Regions from separate parts of the Homo sapiens genome. Here region 1 is linked to region 2. A link is a contact called in ENCODE Hi-C or POLR2A ChIA-PET data. All regions are on one chromosome and are shown on one strand. Each heading gives the region's core, a stretch centred on a gene start or an enhancer-like site at or near the end of the contact. The rest is flanking DNA. Distances are from core to core; before and after follow the strand shown.

Region 1 (4,853 bases), core at 2,286-4,785, 51 kb after region 2:
ACAAAAAGGCCAGGCACAGTGGCTCACGCCTGTAATCCCAGCGCTTTGGAAGGCTGAGGCAGGCGGATCACGAGGTCAGGAGTTCGACACCAGTCTAGCCAATATGGTGAAACCCCGTCTCTACTCAAAATACAAAAATTAGCCAGGCGTGGTGGCGCACACCTGTAGTCCCAGCTACTCAGGAGGCTGGGGCAGGAGAATCTCTTGAACCTGGGAGGTGGAGGTTGCGGTGAGCCGAGATCATGCTACTGCACTCTGGCCTGGGTGACAGAGCGAGACTGTCTCAAAAAAAAAAAACAAAAAAACTGAGACTATAATTTATAAAGAAAAGAAGTTGAATTGGCTCACAGTTCTGCAGGCTGTACAGCAAGAATAGTGGCTTCTGCTTCTGTGGAGGCCTCAGGAAACTTACAATCATGGCAGAGGGTGAAGGGGAAGCAGGCACGTCTTACATGGCTGGAGCAGGAGAAAGGTGGGGGAAGGTGCCGTCCACTTTTAAACAACCAGATTTTGTGAGAACTCAATCACGAGAACCACACTAAGAGGATGGTGCTAAACCGCTCATAAGAAATCACCCCCATGATCCAGTCACCTCCGACCCGGCCCCACCTCCAACATTGAGGATTACAGTTCGACATGAGATTTGGGTGGGAACACAGATCCAAACCATATCAGTCTCTCCTCAAATAATTTTTTTTTTTGGTAATTGTATTGCTCTGTGAAATCAAAAAAATCTGGGAATCATTGTTCTAACACCAATCCCAGAGATCTGCTAATTCCTGAGTTGCCCTGAACCCTTAAAGATGATGCCATTTCCACTCTGAGAACCCAGGCATTTGCCATTGATTTCCTGAAGGCAAAGACCTGAAGGGGGAACATCAGTCAAGAGAGTCCTTGCTACCTTCTGCCACAGCTGTCATTCTTGACCCCAAGAGCAATGATTGGAAAGTAAATGCCCTACTTCAGTCTTGTCCTTGACACTGATGGATAATTTTGGAATATCTGGCGTTGTGTGAATATCTTCAGGCAACTGATAGTAATGTAGTCTTACTAACTGCCACAGGGTACAGCTAATGTTCCCGAATGAATAAAGCAGTGAAAGAGAGCAGTCGATGAGCTTTTAGACCCAATTCTTTTGATGGGTTCACCATATTTCTTCCTACTCCAGTAAGGTTGCTCATGTTTGTGATGCAGGTTACGTCGCTGGATTTGTAGACTTGGAGGTGAGCAACAGACCAGACCTCTATGATGTGTTTGTGAATCTGGCAGAGAGTGAGATTACCATTGCTCCCCTTGCAAAAGGTTTGTTCTCTGTTCTGTTCTTGATACAAGATATAAGCCAAACAGTTGTACATTTTTAGGCTGATTCTCTAAAACCAGTATGTGAGGGCTGGCTTACCAACTCTGCTGAAGATGGATATTTCCGTGTCTAGAACACAACATTTATTCCTATAAACATAGACATATTAGCAGAACATCCCGGGTGCTTATGCAGCAGAGTGTATATTAAGAAGTTAAATAGTCTGTTCATCTTGTTTCACTACTTTTGTGTTTAAACAAGGTGTATTATCTACTGCCACATAACAAATCACTTCAGAACTTAGCGGTTTATTTTCTTAATTTTGAAATGTTTCTGAGTCATACAGAACTCAGTGGTTTAAAACAACACATATTCCTTTTTCTTTTCTTCTTCTTTTTTTTTTTGGCAGAGTCTTGCTCTATTTCCCAGGCTGGAGTGCAGTGGCCTGATTTTGGCTCACTGCAGCCTATGCCTCCCGGGTTCAGGTGATTGTCATGTCTCAGCCTCCCGAGTAGTTGGGTTTACAGGCATGCACCACCATGCTCAGCTAATTTTTTTTTTTTTGAGATGGAGTCTTATGCCCAGGCTGGAGTGCAATGGCACGATCTTGGCTCACTGCAACCTCCGCCTCCCAGGTTCAAGTGATTCTCCTGCCTCAGCTTCCCGAGTAGCTGGGATTACAGGCACCCGCCACCGCACCCAGCTAATTTTGTATTTTTAGTTAGTGATGGGGTTTCACCATGTTGGTCAGCTGGTCTTGAACTCCTGACTTCATGATCTGCCTGTCTTGGCCTCTCAAAGTGCTGGGATTACTTACATATGTGAGCCACTGCGCCTGGCCTAATTTTTGTATTTTTACTTGAGACAGGGTTTCACCATGTCGGCCAGGCTGGTCTCGAATTCCTAGCCTCAAGTGATCCACTGGCCTCAGCCTCTCAAAGTGCTGGGGTTACAGGCGTGAGCCATCATGTTCTAAAACAACACATATTTATCTCACAGTTTTGGCGGATCAGGAATGACTTATGTAGAGGTAGTTTGGCTCAGGAAGTTTCAGTCACGATATCCCAGAGCCACAGTCATCTGAAGGCTCCACTGGGGCTGGAACATCCGCTTTCAATGTGCATGGCTGTTGGCAGGAGGCCTCAGTTCCTTCTGCCATGGGCCTCTCCATAGGGTTGCTTGAGTGTTCTTACAATATGACAGCTGGCTCCCCAGGAGTGAGTGACCCGAGAGAGAAAAGGAAGTCACAGTGCGTTTTATAATCTTGCCTTGATAGTCACCATTACTTCCTCCATATGCTATTTGTTAGAAGCAAATCACTAAGTTTAGTCAACACTTGAGAGAGGAATGTCTCCACCTCTTGAAGAAAGGAGTATCAAAAAATATGTAGGCGTTTATCACTACACAGGGTTAAATGTGACTCCAGTATGGAAAATCTTTTTGAAGCATGTCTTAGTAAGCATAAGGGAATGAAGCTGTTCTTAGAGCTAATGATCAGGAAAGGGTGTACTAGTGTTAGAGTGGCATTCTTAGACATTCTAAATTGTTCCAAATTAGGCCGGCCATGGTGGCTCACGCCTGTAATCCCAGCACTTTGGGAGGCCAAGGCGGGTGGATCACGAGGTCAGGAGATCGGGACCAGCCTGGCTAACACGGTGAAACCCCGTCTCTACCAAAAATACAAAAAATTAGCCGGGCGTGGTGGCAGGCGCCTCTAGTCCCAGCTACTCGGGAGGCTGAGGCAGGAGAATCAGTTGAACCCGGGAGGCAGAGCTTGCAGTGAGCCGAGATCGCGCCACTGCACTCCAGCCTGGGTGACAAAGCAAGACTCTGTCTCAAATAAATAAATAAATAAATAAATTGTCCCAAATTACAGCTACATAAAGTAGAAAAGATTGGCTTAAATGCGTGTTGAGCACTACTCAGGTAGTGGTTTTAGATGGGATTACTGATTAACAGCTTTGTTTTGTCACTTATCTTTCTCCTAAAAGTGGGGGCAGCTGAATGCTGACTCATTGGGAATTGTTAGATTCGATTATGTGAGGTTTTATTGAAAAATTCAAATTAATAGAACCATAACTGGCTTTCCTTTAATTCGTTTTAAAATTGCAAACATAATGCATGCTCATGATGAAAAATTCAAACTATGGGGTCAGATCTTTACGAAATAACTGCCTTTTGCAAAGCGAAAGTGAAAGAAAACTGGCTGTGGCTAGGGCCACTTAAGCAGCTGAAGCATTAGGACCAGAAAGGGTGGCCATCTTCCTGCTGCCCTGTGTTGCTCTGTGTCTATAAAAATGGGCTCATCCTAATCCGCACCAGTTGAATGGAGTCTGTCTCTTGAAGTGACAAACAAGTTTCTGTTAACCTCCTCAGTGCAGACAGTAGCAATGTATGTAACCAGGCTAACTTAGGTGGTTTCCTTTGCTCATTTCTAAGAATCTAAACGAATTGAGCGCCCAGCTGGCTTCTGCAGAACTGACAGGAAGCTCCTCTTTCACAATATTCCCGCCAAAAAGATACATTTCTTAACTGTAAAGAGCTGGACTAGAACGTCAGACTCTTGGCTTATAGTCATGACTTAGTTGTAGTCAGAATTGTTCATTATGCTTTGTCTGGGAAGAAAAATAAAAATTTTGGTCAGGTGGGTGTGAAGGGGAAATCTGGTTTGGTGTGATGTGTTTTTATGTTTGCCCAGAAGTATAAATCACGATTATATTATGCCTTTCCTCCCAGCATGTTGTCATATTTGTGTCTAGTGATAAAATGGACATGTGGGAGGTTATCAGCTGCTTTTTGAAAATTCCCTCAGTGTGGTCTTCCAAGTTTTCAGATAGATGGCATGATTATTTTTTATGTCGATTTCTAAATATTCACCTTCTTGATCTCACCAGAGGCCATGGCAATGGGCAAACTGCACAAAGAAATGGGTCAGCTAATTGTTCAGTCTGCAGAAGATCCAGAGAAATCAGAGAGCCACGTTATACAGGTAACTCCCTCACCTTCTGACTTACTGAAAGTCCTGACCCGGTGTCGCTGGGTGGTGTGCGGCAGAGCTGTGCACATAAGCAGAGTGGGGGGCTGTGGTAGAGGCCAGCGGGCAGGTGCTTAGAGAGGGTTTACAGACGGCCACAGTGATGATGGACAAGCAGGTGCAGGCTGGCCTGATCTAGTTAGTTACTGGGCTCGAGGGCAGGTATACACAGGGGCTGGTGCTGACACCGACCGCTGGCAATGAGAAATGTAACTACCAAGTGGTCTGGAAGGCTTTTCTGGGCCAGCCAGTGCATTCTTTCTTCCTAGGAGAATTTCCCTGGAGGAACAAATTATAAAGGGGAGGTTGTTGCTGAGCATGGGGAACTAGATTGTCAAAATTTTGCTTTGCTTGTCTCCAGGACAACAGAAATCATGCAGTCAGACTCCTGTCCCACTTAGTGACTGTTGCCACATGCCGCAGAGCCAGCTCCTTGCTGGTGTCTACCTGGCATGCTGACCAGCGTCCATGTGGCCCAGTGGGCACCTGCTCTGCCCTTGCCAAACTGGGATGGCAAAT
Region 2 (5,210 bases), core at 83-2,582:
CTACAACATGGGTAAAACCCGAAACTTCTATTTCGGTGAAGGAAGGATGAAAATAAGAGCTATCCATGCCCTAACGATTAGAAAAATTGTCCGGTTAGAGGGGAAAAAAAAAACCCTACACAAAGTTTCTTAAGCCCAGAGCCTAGCCAAGAACATGTGCATCCCCAGAACGCCAATGTAATAAATGCCTTGGAGAGATCGGGGCACACAAGTTTTTCCCTCAAGCGCCAATGGCTGAAGTACACATATAGAAATAGAAATCGCAGACAGCAGCACTGTGGCAGAAAAAAAGAGAAAAAAGGACTGATCTGGATGTCAAGAGACGTTGGTTTTAAGTCTCTTGGCTCAACAACTCCCGGAGTGACCTTGGGGAAACCTCTCTCTAGGCCTGTTTCGTTATCTTTAAGAGGCGACCTGAAGTCCCTTTACATTAACTCTATTCCAACTTCCAGTGATTCGAAACAGGCTTTAGGACTGCTTCTAATCAATGCCAGGAAAAATGAAAAAACAAAAACAAAACAAAACAACAGGAATCAGGTTAAATGGGTCAGAGGCCCCTAAGTGGATATAAAGCAGCTGGGTAAAGGGTAAGTGGACGCCGACCCAGCAAAGCACTGAGCGCGGCTTGGAGAGCGGGGGTGGCTGCGGGAAGGCCGGGGGTGGGTCCGTAGGGCTCCCGGCCCGGGCAGGAGGTGGAGCCGAGGCTCTCGCGTGCATTGTCCCCGGGAGGGAGCCATGTTTCTTACTCCCCGGCACTCCCAGATGGCGGCCGGGGACGCGGGCCCTAAGCAGACCAAAGCCCCAGGGACCTGGAGAGCCAGAGGACGCAGGCAGCAAGGAGGGAGCTCCAGTCCGGGTAGGGGCTGTCTCCCGGGCTGCGGTCCCCGCGACGCACCCGGAGGCGGCAGGGGGAAGGAAAGGCCCCTGGGGCGACGGTTCCGGGCTACGCGCCTCCCAGACCCCAGTCGATAGAGTGAGAAGGAAACCCATGCCCAACCACCGGCTGGGACAGCGGCGGGCAGGCCGCATCGGTCTCCTCTCCCCGCGCGGGCCGGGCGGCGGAGCAGTGGGAAGCAGGCCCGCGCTCTCGACCTCGGAGGCCTCGGGCCGCCCCAGCCCGGCGCGCCCCGATCAGCTACTCACCGTTGGCGCGTTTGAGGGCATTTTCCGGCCTCTGAAAATAGGCCGGCATCTTGGCGGCAGGCTCAGCTCACCCGGCGTCAGCGAACTCTCTAGTGGCCCGGGCCGGGAGAGGAGACGAAGGGGAACCAGCGTAAGGTCCCACGCGCCTCGCCAGCAGTCGCCCGCGCCCAGCCGGCCAGAGACGGAAAGGAAGGAGCCACGTGACCTCCCCGCGGCGGCCCTGCTGCCGCCCAGGCCCCGGATGTAGGGGGCGGGTCTCCGTGCGCGCAAGCGCGCTGGCGTCACGCACGCCGACAGACGTGGCGGCGCCGGAGTCCTAGGCGCGCAAGGTCCAGTTCCCGTCTTGGGCCTGTCCTGGATAGCGTTAGGGAGACAGTTCACAGGCTCTTCAATCTTCGAGCGAGAATTAGGGTGGGAAGGGTGAGTGTGGGGTCAGAGTTTCTGTCTGGAGAACAAGCAAACGTCTGCAGATTGGTTTTCAAAGCGACTTGTGCGGAGTCGTGCAGTTACAGTAAGGTCCCATCCAGCCTGGGAATCGCCTGTCTTGGCTACGTGAAAATGCTGAGTTTAACGAAAACGCAGTGAGCAGGTGTCATCAGGTCAGCGCCGCTCAACCGTGAGAGACAATCATGGGGAAGAGTGACGCCTAAAATAAACAAGCAAGGTTCTTTTATATCTTGGTAAAGTAAAAAGTTTGTGTCACAGGGATTGCCTTGAGAAATGGAGGCTCTCAGAGGGGGCGAATGGGGACAGCGACCTGGCAAAGGGCGAAACGCCCTGGAGCACAGCAGACTTGCTTGGTGTTTGAAAACACACGGAAAGGAGTGTCGTCACTTTTTACATACAGCGCACGTCACAAACAAATTAAGAAAAATTAGTGTTAGTGAAAAAAATCAATCTGAGAGGCCCTTTTATTGTTGCTTAACAATTTTAATGTTCGCAGACGAAGTACTTTACCTAGAATTTGAAAACCATTTGAACCGAATCTAATTCTCAAGCCCTTGGTACGAAATAAAGGTGAGCTCAGAAGGAAAAAAATTTTTTTTTTTTTTGAAACGGAGTCTCGCTTTGTCGCCCAGGCTGGAGTGCAGTGGCACGATCTCGGCTCACTGCAAGCTCCGCCTTCTGGATTCACGCCATTCTCCTGCCTCAGCCTCCCGAGTAGCTGGGACTACAGGCGCCCGCCACTGCGCCCAGCTAATGTTTTGTATTTTTAGTAGAGACGGGGTTTCGCCGTGGTCTCGATCTCCTGACCTCGTGATCCGCCCTCCTCGGCCTCCCAAAGTGCTGGGATTACAGGCGTGAGCCACCGCGCCCAGCCCAGAAGGAAAATTTAGAAGGCAGCAGTGAAATAGATTATTGTCAATGTATTACACATTTAATAGACGAGATATGTGAATTAATGAATGAGGAAATCGGCCGGGCATGGTGGGTCGCGCCTGTAATCCCAGCACTTTGGGTGGCTGGGGCGGGTGGATCACCTGAGGTCAGGAGTTCGAGACCAGCTTGGCCAACATGGCGAAACCCCGTCTCTACTAAAAATACAAAACTTAGGCCTGGCGTGGTGGCTCACGCCTGTAATCCAGGCGCTTTGGGAGGCCGAGGCGGGCGGATCACGAGGTCAGGAGTTCGAGACCAGCCTGACCAAAGTGGTGAAACCCCCCCCCCCGTCTCTACTAAAGTTACAAAAAATTAGCTGGACGTGGTGGCGAACGCCTGTAATCCCAGCTACTCGGGAGGCTGAGACAGGAGAATCGCTTGAACCCGGGAGGCAGAGGTTGCAGTGAGCCTAGATCGTGCCACTGCGCTCCAGCCTGGGTGACAGGGCGAGACTCCGTCTCAAAAAAAAAAAAAATTAGCCGGGCGCTGTGGTGGGCGCCTGTAATCCCAGCTACTCGGGAGGCTGAGACAGGAGAATCGCTTGAACCCGGGAGGCAAAAGTTGCAGTGAGCCAAGATCAGGCCACTGCACTCCAGCCTGGGCGACAGAGGGAGACTCCGTCTCAAAAAAAGAAAAAAAAAAAAAAAGAATGAGAAAACCACAGGATATACACACAAAAAGCATTTCCCCCTCATTACTTCTGCCTCCACAAAGATGGTTTTGTTTTGTTTTTTTATTTTTCAACATGAACTGTTCTACTACAGGAGAGGTTTTTCTATTTATCTAAATTGATCACTATAAAGAAAGAAGATTTGGGAAGTATAGACATGGACCCAAAAAATCACAAATTCTAAAGAAGTTTATTTTAAAATTAATTTCAGAGAGCTCATCCTCCAGAACGCTTAGACCATTCTATGTGTCTGAGCTTACTCAACAAAAAAATAAGAGCTGGGCAGGGTTGATATAAAAACAAGTACTGAGAAGCTATAGGAACTGTTTTATGGGCAGGATCAAGAGACTTGTTTGTGTATCTAATAATTAAGTCAAAATTAAAGAGTGAAACATATGAGCACATACTTCTTTTACGAGATGTAGACAGAGAACTATTTAGAGATGCAAACAAAATAAAGTTGACCTAAAAAATCAGAAAAAAAGCTTGCTGACATTCATAACTTTACGTTATCATTTCTCAAAGAAAATAGTAAAATGGGCCGGCATGATGGCTCACGCCTGTAATCCAACACTTTGGGAAGCCGAGGCGGGCGAATCACAAAGTCAGGAGTTCGAGACCAGCTTGGCCAACATGGTGAAACTAAAAATACAAAAATTAGCTGGGCATGGTGGCACGTGCCCATAATCCCAGCTCCTTGGGAGGCCAAGGCAGGAGAATCACTTGAACCCTGGAGGTGGAGGTTGCATGAGCCAAGATTGTGCCACTGCACTCCAGCCTGGGCAACAGAGCGAGACTCCATCTCAAAAAAAAAAAAATAGTAAAATGGCCTCATTCGTTATTACTCATTATTTGGTATGCCTACAACAACACAAACACTAGAAACTTGGGAGATAGGTGGGGCGCAGTGGCTCACGCCTGTAACCCCAGCACTTTGGGAGGCCAAGGCAGGCGGATCACAAGGTCAGGAGTTTGAGACCAGCCTGGCCAATATGGTGAAACCCTGTCTCTACTGAAAATACAAAAATTAGCCGATTGTGGTGGCAGGCCCCTGTAGTCCCAGCTACTTGGGAGGCTGAGGCAGGAGAATCACTTGAACCCGAGAGGTGGAGGTTGCAGTGAGCCGATACCACACCACTGCACTGCAGCCTGGGCGACAGAGCGAGACTCTGTATAAAAAAAAAAAGAAAGAAAGAAACTTGGGAGATAAAATGAAATCCAATATCCCTACATATTGATCCTTTTGCCTTTCAAATTATTTAAAGTATATAAAGCATTTAGTAATATAACAAATGATCATATATGTGTATTTAAATAAAATTATGTACGGTCTAGTGGCATTTTGGGAATGAATAAAGGTGTAACATCAATTTCCAGGATAAATTTACCTATTCAACGAAGGTGGCCAGGCGCAGTGGCTCCCGCCTGTAATCCCAGCACTTTGGGAGGCCAAGGCAGGTGGATTGCCTGAGTTCTGGAATTCGAGACCAGCCTGGTCAACCTGGTGAAACTTTGTCTCTACTAAAAATGCAAAAATGAAAAACCAAAAAAAAAAAAACTAGCCGGGCGTGGTGGTGCTCACCTGTAGTCCCAGCTACTCAGGAGGCTGAGGCAGGAGAATTGCTTGAACCCAGGAGGTGGAGGTTGCAGTGAGCCGAGATGGAGCCACTGCACTCCAGCCTGGGCCACGGAGTGAGACGCTGTCTCAAAAAAATAAAAATAAAAATAAATTTTTAAAAAAAATCTACCAACAAATATTCAGTACCAGCTAACAGCCATTGGATGCGGAAGATAAAAAGATCAAGATGCCTGCTTTCCAGGAGTTAATGATTTACTGGTGAAAATAAATGAATACATAACGAGCGACAAGATAGGATTTAATCTGGGCCAGGAGAAAAGGGTAATTATTTGTTGTCGATTAATGCTTACTTAGTAGAAAACAGGCAACCTGAAGATGATAGAAACCACTTTGGGAAATGGTAAGAGGAAGTAATCAGGCTCAGGGTTTTTTCTAACT

What was found. A loop is a pair of places that touch in the nucleus more often than their neighbours do. ChIA-PET counts read pairs that join two places held with the same protein, here RNA polymerase II (POLR2A). Pooled maps may share reads with other maps.
Region 1: a map of CD14-positive monocyte shows a loop between it and region 2 (5-fold over the local background). The contact joins the enhancer-like site here to the promoter of EIF3A in region 2. A Hi-C loop is called at or near these places in 11 of 168 maps with a recorded cell type or tissue (CD14-positive monocyte, CD4-positive, alpha-beta memory T cell, GM12878 and 6 more), 29 of 37 single-sample maps with no recorded cell type and 21 of 50 pooled maps. POLR2A ChIA-PET finds 5 or more read pairs at or near these places in 29 of 52 experiments (AG04449, AG04450, CD4-positive, alpha-beta T cell and 21 more).

What each region holds. Positions count from the first base shown.
Region 1 is chr10:119,128,321-119,133,173 of GRCh38, forward strand. It overlaps DENND10 (DENN domain containing 10), which reads left to right. Exons shown (of 9, transcript NM_207009.4): 7 at 1,195-1,302; 8 at 4,195-4,289. Among named protein-coding and RNA genes, the nearest start is that of DENND10, 27 kb to the left of the region's middle. Within about 2 kb of position 3,536, at least 14 of the 41 ENCODE cell types and tissues checked have a DNase peak (open chromatin) inside an H3K27ac peak, as active enhancers do; they include CD14-positive monocyte, CD4-positive, alpha-beta T cell, GM12878 and 2 more, where a contact is called at or near this core.
Region 2 is chr10:119,079,485-119,084,694 of GRCh38, forward strand. It overlaps EIF3A (eukaryotic translation initiation factor 3 subunit A), which reads right to left and starts at 1,333. Exons shown (of 22, transcript NM_003750.4): 1 at 1,144-1,333. The coding sequence starts at 1,192. RefSeq lists a silencer at 798-1,057 and enhancers at 1,063-1,825, 1,253-1,547.